Linked DNA regions of Mus musculus: region 1 is linked to region 2. Evidence: chromatin loops called from intact Hi-C (ENCODE). Cell type or tissue: gastrocnemius. All regions are shown on one strand. Region 1 overlaps Klhdc2 (kelch domain containing 2). Region 2 overlaps Pole2 (polymerase (DNA directed), epsilon 2 (p59 subunit)).

Region 1 (5,000 bases), 100 kb after region 2:
AGAATTGGAACTCAGGACCTCTGGGAGAGCAGTCAGTGCTCTTTAACCTCTGAGCCATCTCTCCAGCGCTGCCTGTTTTAAAATTAAAAACAAAGAAAAAACCAAACCCCTTCATGTGATAGGTCTTTGGCTTTCATGTATGTCTGTGTACCATATGCATGCAGCTGTCATGGAGACCAAAACAAAGGGTATCAAATCACCCAAGAGTGAGGTTTGAGGTGATTGGAAACAGCCCCAACTGTCCTTTGGAAGAGCAGCGCTCTTAACAGCTGAATCAATCCTCTCTCCAGACCCTCTTTCTGCATAGCTCCGTCCTCAGGCCCGTGCATGCTAGGTAGCACTTCACTACTGACTGTAGGCCCAGCTCTGGTCCAGCTCTTGCCCAGTGCTCCTGCCTTTGCTACCTAGAGCTGAGGATACAGGAGTGAGTGTAGCACACCAGCCTGCTTTCAGCACTTGCATTTTACCTGTTCCTTCTTTTTTTCAGGCACACAGTAATGAAGTACTTATATTTTCAGTTCAACCAAAATCTCTTGTACGGTAAGTATTTGGCACCAGGTATATGACTATTTAAAGGCATTAGTCTTCATTCAAGTTATCTAGTAAAATTATCTATCTAGTAAAATTATTTTCACTTTCCTTGTCTACTTTAGGCTAAGCTTAGAAGCAGTCATCTGCTTTAAAGAGATGCTAGCCAACTCGTGGAGCTGCCTTCCAAAACACTTACTTCACAGCGTTAATCAGAGGTTTGGTAGTAACAACACTTCTGGATCATAAAGCTTTGTAGATAATACTTCTTCTGGTCCACTTGCATGGAGAACAGCCCCGTACTTGTCACACAGTGTCATCCTTTGTATAATTATATGCATCGTTGTAGTTTGCAGCTTCCTGGGTTTTATGTGCATGTGAATGGCCTAGAGAACCTATTTTTGTGTCTAAAGTTTACAATAAATGTATTTAACACCAGTACCTGTCTATTGTTAAAGTTAAAAAAAATTACTGTGTTGGCTTTTTTTTTTTTTAACGATTTATTTATGTATACTGAATGGTGTTTTCCTGCATGCCTGAGGGTGTTGGATTCCCTGGAACAGGAGTTACAAGCTGCAATGTGGGTGCTGGCAACTGTACGTGGGCCCTGTGGAAGAACAGCCAGTGCTCTTAACCCCTGAGCCATCTCTCCAACCCCTGCATTGACTTTTTATCCCACGTCTGGGTATAACAATTTTAACATTTATCTTTTGATAATGTGGATGTAATGTAACTGTAGAAATGTGAAGATGCTCCATCTGTATGTAGCCTTTAACCTTATGTAGCTAAGGCTGGTCTTGAATCAGTAACCCTCTATCTTCCGCCCCCTCAAGCACTGCAACTCAAAGTGTGCTGCCACCCTGGGTGTGTATGCTGGGGCGGCAGTGAGCCTTAGACAGCCCAAGCTGCAATTAATGCACTGCTCCAACCTTCAAGTGTTGGTGTAGTCCTGGGACATGTGATGGTCATGGCTACTACCCAGTTAACTAAAAAGTGGCAGCTTATACCTCATGAACAGAGAAATCATGTATGGCTTCATTCTCTATTCTGATAGGAGCCAGAAGAATACTGGTCCAGGAATCTTTAGTGATAAGCCTAAAAGCCAAAAAGCATCTTTGACCTTTCCCAGACTCCAGACAGTTTCTCTCTGTAGCTTTGGCTGTCCTGAGCTCAAACTCACAGAGATCTACCTGCCTCTGCCTCCCCAATGCTGCCAGCACCACCCAGCAAGAAAATGCACTTCTGTTATTACAGGTCAAGATACTTGAGCCCAGTGGTGGTGATGCACGCCTTTAATTCCAACACTCGGGAGGCAGAGGCAGGCGGATCTCTTGAGTTCAAGGCCAGTCTGGTCTACAGAGAAACCCTGACTTGGAAAAACCAAAATCACTTAAGACAGTTTTAACTCTTTGACAGCTGCTGGGGGTTGGGAGAGAAAATGGCAAACAACTGAGAGATATTACAAGGAAGAAGTTAGGGAGGAAAGTGATAGATATGAATACACGGAAACAACTGTCATTTTCTTGTGTTATTTTTTTTTGCATTTGATGTAAAATTTGGCAAAGTGTTCAAGACACAAATCTTAAATGTTTAATTGTTCCATTAACCAAACGAAACCTCTCGTGACTGGCTGTACTATGTATTAGATGTTATATACAGTAGACCACTACGTCAGTAGTTTATGCACTTGAGCTATTTCAGGGTCGTTACATCATGAAATGAAACCTCAAGAAGTTCAATAAAATGTAGAACAATACAATTACAGATGTGTATCATTAAGTTTTCACAAATATTTTAGGAAATACTATCATAGTTTATATAGATATATATAAAACTTGGGAAAAAATCTTAAGTCCTTTTGGTGATAGCAAGGCAGTATGTTCATTTGTAAAGTGGAAGTCCTGTTAACACGTCTGCATCGTTGACCTTCCAAAGGCTACAAACTGGCTGTTCAGTGCTGAGGCTCTCATCCCAGCTATTTCCTCTTCACATGCAGAAGATTAGGTGCGGACACTTTTACTTTTCCAGGAATGTTTCTTGATAAATCTGTGTCCTAAAACAAACAAACAAAAAGTACGTAATATTGTCATATCCTATTTAGGGTAATTACGTGTACTCTACTGTCAGGAGAAAGGCACTTACAGCTTTTGCCAAGTAAACCTACTTAGGGTCCTGGGGAGACAGCATTGTGTCAAGACAACAGACAAGAGCTGAAGGGAAACCTTACCTTCACACTTCGGAATAAGTCTTTTTCTCTTGCTGTGGCTTCTTTGGAGTGCATGAAACTGTTCAAGGCTGTCTTCGCAGCTGTAAGGAGAGCACACAAGAATGTACTTCTGGTTTAGTCACTAAACTATTTAAAAATCACACACACACAAAAAAAAACACCTAAATTACCTTTCCCCTTTTTCTGAACTCCAGGTGTAAGTTTCACTTTGTATCTTAAAAAAAAAAAAAAATTGTACCAGTTACTACATGGAGATCAAAGATTCCTAAAGCTACTTGGCAATGAGTATGAGCGAGACAACAGTGACTTACTTATAGTTTGTCATGATGGTGTAAGGGGCACATATTGGAATAGCAAACATCAGTACATCCTCAGGATGTGGCTGCCCTGTCAAAGAGTCAAATAGATTTTCCTAAAGGAGAAAGAAAATTATAAAAGGAATTTATGCCAAACTTGAAAAGAACAGTAGATGCTGGGGAGGGGTGCTGTTGAGTAGTAGAACCCTTGCCTAACATGCAATCTGTTCAGATCACACCATCATAAAGCCAAGATCTAAAACAACAAATCAGTTTCTGAATACTCTTAGCCTTTTCTGACATACAATCTGACAACAGTACCCAAATTCTGCTTACAGTTCCAAAGAACTAAAGAGTTATGTTTCAATATATATTCTTCACAACGTATAACAATGGGAATAGTTCTCAACATACCATTTAATGTGTTTTAGAGTGGGAGGAAGTCAAGTTGGACTAGCAGCTAAGCTGCACAGGGAGCTCCTGTGGATTAAAATGATACACAGTGCTAATAACTACGAGGAGTTTAAGTCTGTTACAAGGAAACAACTTACACTTGGACCAGACCATGAGTTTTCCTTTTGGTGTGTGGAAGCCTCTACTAACCTCTAACTATCTAACAGTCTTTCACTAAGCCTAGAGCTCCAGAGCGCCTCTCTCCCACTTCCTTCCTGCCAGGACTCCAGGTATATGCTGCCTTGCTCGGTTTTTCATGTGGGTGCCGGGGATTGAGTTCAGGTCCTTATGTGTCCATGGAAAGCACTTTATAGACTGAGCTATCTCGTAAGACAAAACAATCTCATTGTGTAGCCCTTGATGTCCTGGAATGAACTTTGTATACCAGGCAGGCATTAACTCGCAGAGATCCATCTGCCTCTGCCTCCCATGTATGGCAATTAAAAGCATGTACTACTAAACTTGGCTAGACCAGGGACCGATCTATCTATCTATCTATCTATCTATCTATAAAATAAAGTTTTGGCTTTCAGAAAGAAAGGAGTGACATCTAGTGGGTTAGGCAACAGGTATCATTAGTCAGTTCATAATATGTTAAGACAGGCCTTGCAACAAAAGATCATACTTTCTAAAATGTTAACAGTGCCAAAGTTGAGAAAGACTCCTTTTACTTGTGGGGATGTTGTGTGTACACAAGCACATGCATACCAGAAGAGGATATCAAGTCTAAATCTACAGCTACTACTGGTTTTGAGTGGCCTGACAGAGGGCAGGAGGTACTCTGTTCTTTTTTTTTTTTTCTTAGATTTATTTATTATATGTAATATGCTGCCGCTGTCTTCAGATACCCCAGAAGAGGGCATCAGATCTCATTTATGGATGGTTGTGAGCCACCATGTGGTTGCTGGGATTTGAACTCAGGACCTTTGGAAGAGCAGTCAGTGCTCTTAACCACTGAGCCATCCTCCAGCCCGGTGCTGCGTTCTTAAGGAAAAATTTCAGAACTCCTTAGACTAGTTCGCAATTGTAGGCTATCTACAGGGGCAAAATGCTTTGATGTTGGGCTTTTAAGTAAATTATCCCCATAATAAGAAGAATATTGAAGCACAAAGGAGGGGGAGGAATAGAGAGTTATTTTCAGGCAAGGTATGGTGGGCACACCTTTAAACCCAGCTCTCAGGAGACAAATGGAGGCAAGTTCCAGGTTGGCCAAGGCTACATACTGAGACCCTATCAACCAAAACAACAAAACCCCAAGAACAGTTTGAGACTTGCAGAGTTACATACAGCACATATGATACCTCAACCCAGACAGTGCTGCAGAGCTGCAGTTGCCTCCAGTTTTGAGTAGCATTAGATATTCTGGGGAAAGATTGCAGTGAAACAGAATAGAAACCTTACTCAGATCCTACCTCATTCCCCTGCTGATCCAGATCGTGTTCCTCCTAGTGTCAAACACAAAACTTAAAGTCAGCTATAAAATTCTGCACCGATAA
Region 2 (5,000 bases):
TAGGGAATCTGAAAATTATAAAAAATATTTAACCTAATTTGTGATGTCCATAAAGTTACAGTTGATTAACTACAACCCTAGATCTTTAATAAAATTAAAATATTATACATAATTTATCAATAGTTCATGTAAATATAGAAAAACTCAATTTTTTTGTTTTGTTTTGTTTTGTTTTTTTAAGGCAGGGTTTCTCTGTATAGCCCTGGCTGTCCTGTAACTTATTCTGTAGACCAGGCTGGTCAGAAACTCAGAGTTCTGCCTGCCTCTGCCTCCCGAGTGCTGGGATGAAAGCCATGAACCACCACTGCCGGGATTGGAAACACTCTTAGTTAAAAAGATGCTCAATACCTTTCAAAGCCTGGACTTGATTTTTTCCATATGGTGCAGATGAAAAATTACCACACAGAATAAAGCAGGTTGGAGGTGCTGGCGAGTAACCTAGGGAACAAAAGGACGTCACTCTGGGAACTGAGAATTTTGTGTTATCTATCTATCTATCTGTTTGTCTGTCTGTCTGTCTGTCTGTCTATTTGATGATTTTTGAGACAGGACCACACTATGTAGCCCTGTCGTGACTGTAACTCATAGAGATCCACCTGCTTCTGCCTTCTAAGAGATGGAATTAAAGGCAGGTATCAGCATATCTGGCTGGCTTTAACTGTGAAAGCTTTGGCTTGGCTTTGTTGTCTCTTTAAAAACAAGGTCTTCCTATGTTGCTCAGACTGACCTCTGATCACTGCTCAATAAATCCCCTGTCTCAGGTTCCCATGTAACAGGGCCCACAGAGGCACTCCACCACCACCACATGACAAACATCCCTCAGGACAGTTCAAGAAACAAAACAATAATAATCCGTACCAGAAAACATTACATGAAACTTCTCCAACACTTGCACTTGGTCCAACCAAACATCAGACACAATCACAAACATGGCGTCCTTGTTCTCATCTTCCAGCTGTCTCAGCTTTGTATACGTCTTCACTGATGCATTAGAAGGCCCTCCAAAAAAATTAATATTTCCATAGTACGCCCTATGTAATTATAACACAGTTATCCACCATATTCTGTTCATGGAGAAAGTAAAAATATATCAGATATAGCAACCATGCAACAACACAGTATTCCAGAGATGAAACATGTTGCCTGCAAATTATTTAAAACACACACACATGACACCGTCTATGGAGGACTATTCAGTATGCGTGCTTCAAAAGCTGGCCTCAGAGCACGGCAGCCACTTCGACTTTAATCAGGTCAGCTGTGATTAACTCCAAGAGACTGTCAAGAGATCCCTTCACAAGGTCAGGCCTACTGGCAGTCTCCGCCAGTTAATAGAACCCCACTGTGAGTCGGGCCTGGTGGCGCAAGCCTTTAATCCTAGCACTCCAGAGGCAGAGGCAGGCTGATTTCTGAGTTCAAGGCCAGCTTGATCTACAAAGTGAGTTCCAGGACAGCCAGGGCTATATAGAGAAACCCTGTCTCGAAAAGAAAAAAAAAAAGAAACCCACTGCTACACGCTATCCTGCCCCAGCTACACTACACAGTCTAGGGAGGTGCCGGCCATACAGGAGTGAACCGGCTCATACAGGAGTGAACCAGGAAGGAGCAGGAAGTACAGACTCCCTCTTTGCTGTTTTGGGCAAGTCTTGTCCATGCTTGGGTGAGACTTTTAAATGATCCAGCAGTCTTGTGGTCACCTCTGATCCTGTGAGCTCAATAAAACCATTGTCCCACCAGGTAGATGTGAGTAGAACTATTCCTTTGCCCTGCCACTGGTGCCCTACCTGGGGTGAATAGGCCATTTGTTCAAGTCTGCTCAGGAAAGGTTAAAGCAACAGTATACTTGGGTGCCAGAGGGGCATTTACATCTGTCCTCAGTTGTTCCCCTACCGGGCCCCAGGCAGGGGCTTCCTGCAACTCCCCCTTCTGTATGAACAAGAGGGCAGTGTGTTACCGTCTACCTCGCTCGGCTGGAGCCGCGAATGCCTGGCAGCCCCAGTGTTTCACAGTGTGCCGCAGCGCTGCACATTTACAGAGATCTAGACTCCATAAATGACGAGGCCCTAACATTTACATAGATACATAAATAAATATAGATATATAAAGCACTGGCTCATTAAATTCATTTTTCTTTTTTATGCCTTTATATTCTTTTTTGCTTTTCACTTTAAAAATTGTATTTATGAATGTGTGTGTCTGTATGTGAACTTAACGCCACTTTTGGGTATTGGTGTCTGTAAATCTGTGTGCACCCGTTCAGGCCAGAAGAGGGCATCAGATCTGCTAAAGCAAGTGGGTTTCCAATGCTTTTTCTCATCTGACACCTTGTAGTGACTGAGATAAACTATGTTATGTTCACTGCTGCCAATCTACAAATTCCTGAGTCGTTGAAATCAAGCGCTTTAATACCTTGTGGTGCTGGAGGGCTCAGTGGGAGGAAATCCAAAGGCATTGGCGTGAAACACTTGATCTTCAAACCAACCTAAACAAAGCGACCGGGTAACAAGGCATTATGGTCTGCTCAGCTATCCATTTTTGAAAAAGCAAATTCATTGTCACATAAGGCAATGAATTAAACTACAAAAACCACCGATCATACTGAGCTATCGAACTCCAGAGCCACGGACAGTGCATATTTTAGAAGGAAAACGGCATTAAACAAGTGTACCCCACCCCAACTAACTCATATTTTAGGGTGGGGTAGGGCGCTGGCCGGGGGGGGGGGGTTATAGCACTTGCTGAAGAGCAGCGAGAGCAGCTACCAGCTACACAGGGGGGACCTGACTGAGCAGATGAAACCAAGAGTTTTCCAGTTTTATAAGTGCACACCATCAGTGGGTTTCAGGACCCACAGCCTTCTCCACTGTCTAATCTCAAGGCGCTTTCCTCCGCCCTGAACATTTTCTTTTTCTTTTTTCTTTTTAAAGATGTATTTATTTTTATTGATATATGAGTACACTGTAGCTGTCTTCAAACGCACCAGAAGAGGGCGTCAGATCTCATTACAGACGGTTGTGAGCCACCACGTGGTTGCTGGGATTTGAACTCAGGATCTCGGGAAGAGCAGTCAGGGCTCTTAACCTCTGAGCCATCTCTCCAGCCCTGAACATTTTCTAATAGGCTGTTTCTTAAGCATCACCGTCTCACAAGGTGACATCCTCACGGTGAATACCCTCTGGAACGACATCGTAAGGTGTCTTCCCCAAGTGGGAACAGTTTTACTGTCAAGCAAGGACATGAAAAGGGCGCGCACGCTTACCTTCTGCCAGGACGAAGCAGGCCTCGGTGTATAAGCCACTGTGGAACTGGTACAGAGCAGCTGAGGAAGAACTCAAGGATATGCTCGGAACACTAATAGGTCAGTAGACAGTCTGAACCCCAAGGGACTTTTAGCTTTCGGGTTGTTTTAAATTCCTCGTAGTGGGTTGTGGTGGTATTAGGAGGAAGTCTTATTTACTGTAGGGAAAAGTTGAGACATGTAGCCAAGGCTGGCCTTAAAACTCCTAAAACTCCTGCCTCTGCTTCCCACGTGCTAGGATTACAAGTATGCACCACCACGCCTGGCCTTAAAAGGAGATTTAATAATAAACCGCAGTGCTGTGAGCTGCCATGTGGGTGCTGGGAATTTAACCCAGATCCTACAGCAGCCAATGCTCTTAACTGTTGAGCCACCTCTCCAGCCCCATCTCACCCCTTTTGTTGGAGACAGAGTCTTGCTATGCAGACAAGACTGACCTTAAACTTAAGAGATCTCCCTGCCTCTGCCTCCCGAGTGCTGGGATTCAAAGTGTGCACCCCCATGCCTGGACAGAATTTTGTTTGTTTGTTTGTTTGTTTCTTTGTTTGTTTCTTTGTTTGTTTTTTCGAGACAAGGTTTCTCTGTGTAGCTCTGGCTGTCCTGGAACTCACTCTGTAGACCAGGCTGGCCTCGAACTCAGAAATCTGCCTCCCTCTGCCTCCCGAGTGCTGGGATTAAAGGCGTGCGCCACCACGCCTGGCGAATTTTTTTTTTTTAAAGGATATAGCTTTACTAAGGTCCAGTTGTACTGTTCCAGTAGGATCTTCCAGGAAAAACTTCCCCTAAAACAGAATTAAATGAAATATGCTCACATTTGTATTAAAAAATGAATACTATTATAAATTATTAACATACTACCTAGTCTGACAACAGGATACATTAGAGAGAAGTGGACCTGCAGATATGAGTAATTCCTAGTCCACACTTTTCTGCTTATTTACTGGCAACCTCAGACTACTCACTCACTTACCCGAGACTCACTGACACTAAGGAACAACTGCTGCAAACCACAGGGTAGTAAGGAAGGCCCAGGCTGCTTGCCGCTCCGTCTCACCAGATGCCTTTGGCTAAGAGAATAACCAGTACCTCAGGCCACCAGGATGTGGTCAGCAGTTTGCTTATTCAGAAACCCAGAGTCAGTTCAAGCAGAGGTCACTAGGGGTCTACCTGGGGGCTATGCAAACTAACACCTGGACAGTCTTTCCCACCAACACCGCAGAACCCGGACACAGATGACGAGGCCATCGCTGGCTATGTTTTCTGTGAAAATATGTTCCTGTGTTTTCTATGAAAAAGCATTACCGCAGCAACGCATCACCAACTCGAGTCCAAAAATAAAAGGCAAAGCTCGTCAAACTTAACTTACCTCTTTTTTTTTTTTTAAAGATTTATTTATTTATTATATGTAAGTACACTGTAGCTGTCTTCAGACACTCCAGAAGAGGGCGCCAGATCTTGTTACGGATGGTTGTGAGCCACCATGTGGTTGCTGGGATTTGAACTCAGACCTCTGGAAGAGCAGTCAGTGCTCTTAACCGCTGAGCCATCTCTCCAGCCCTTAACTTACCTCTTTCAGCTGGGTTATCATCCCCAGGACGATCACGTCACCAACTTTGCTTGTGCTACCCAGTAAGGTTTCTATAGTTTTAAGCTAAAATAAAACAGAATAAAATCTTAAAAACTAAAAGCATATTCTAATTTT

What was found. Hi-C counts contacts between places; a loop is a spot of excess contacts. Peaks named below come from ENCODE experiments on the same cell type or tissue, not always from the same donor. Only the 100,000 strongest peaks of a DNase experiment are listed, where the experiment ranks them.
Region 1: it touches region 2 in a loop (2.1-fold over the local background); 10 of 42 quality-filtered maps call a loop at or near these places.

The regions. Positions count from the first base shown.
Region 1 is chr12:69,309,500-69,314,499 of GRCm38, forward strand. It overlaps Klhdc2 (kelch domain containing 2), which reads left to right. Exons shown (of 13, transcript NM_027117.3): 12 at 488-540; 13 at 654-1,188. The coding sequence ends at 777. Nemf (nuclear export mediator factor) reads right to left here. Exons shown (of 33, transcript NM_025441.3): 29 at 4,917-4,949; 30 at 3,067-3,167; 31 at 2,926-2,969; 32 at 2,756-2,835; 33 at 2,044-2,581. The coding sequence ends at 2,504. Among named protein-coding and RNA genes, the nearest start is that of Klhdc2, 15 kb to the left of the region's middle. In gastrocnemius, no CTCF peak of the experiment used is centred here; no DNase peak of the experiment used is centred here.
Region 2 is chr12:69,208,964-69,213,963 of GRCm38, forward strand. It overlaps Pole2 (polymerase (DNA directed), epsilon 2 (p59 subunit)), which reads right to left. Exons shown (of 19, transcript NM_011133.2): 7 at 4,866-4,949; 8 at 4,024-4,080; 9 at 3,260-3,308; 10 at 2,410-2,482; 11 at 859-1,031; 12 at 349-438; 13 at 1-8. Among named protein-coding and RNA genes, the nearest start is that of Dnaaf2, 13 kb to the left of the region's middle. In gastrocnemius, CTCF peaks have their summits at 2,269 (motif pointing right) and 4,795; no DNase peak of the experiment used is centred here.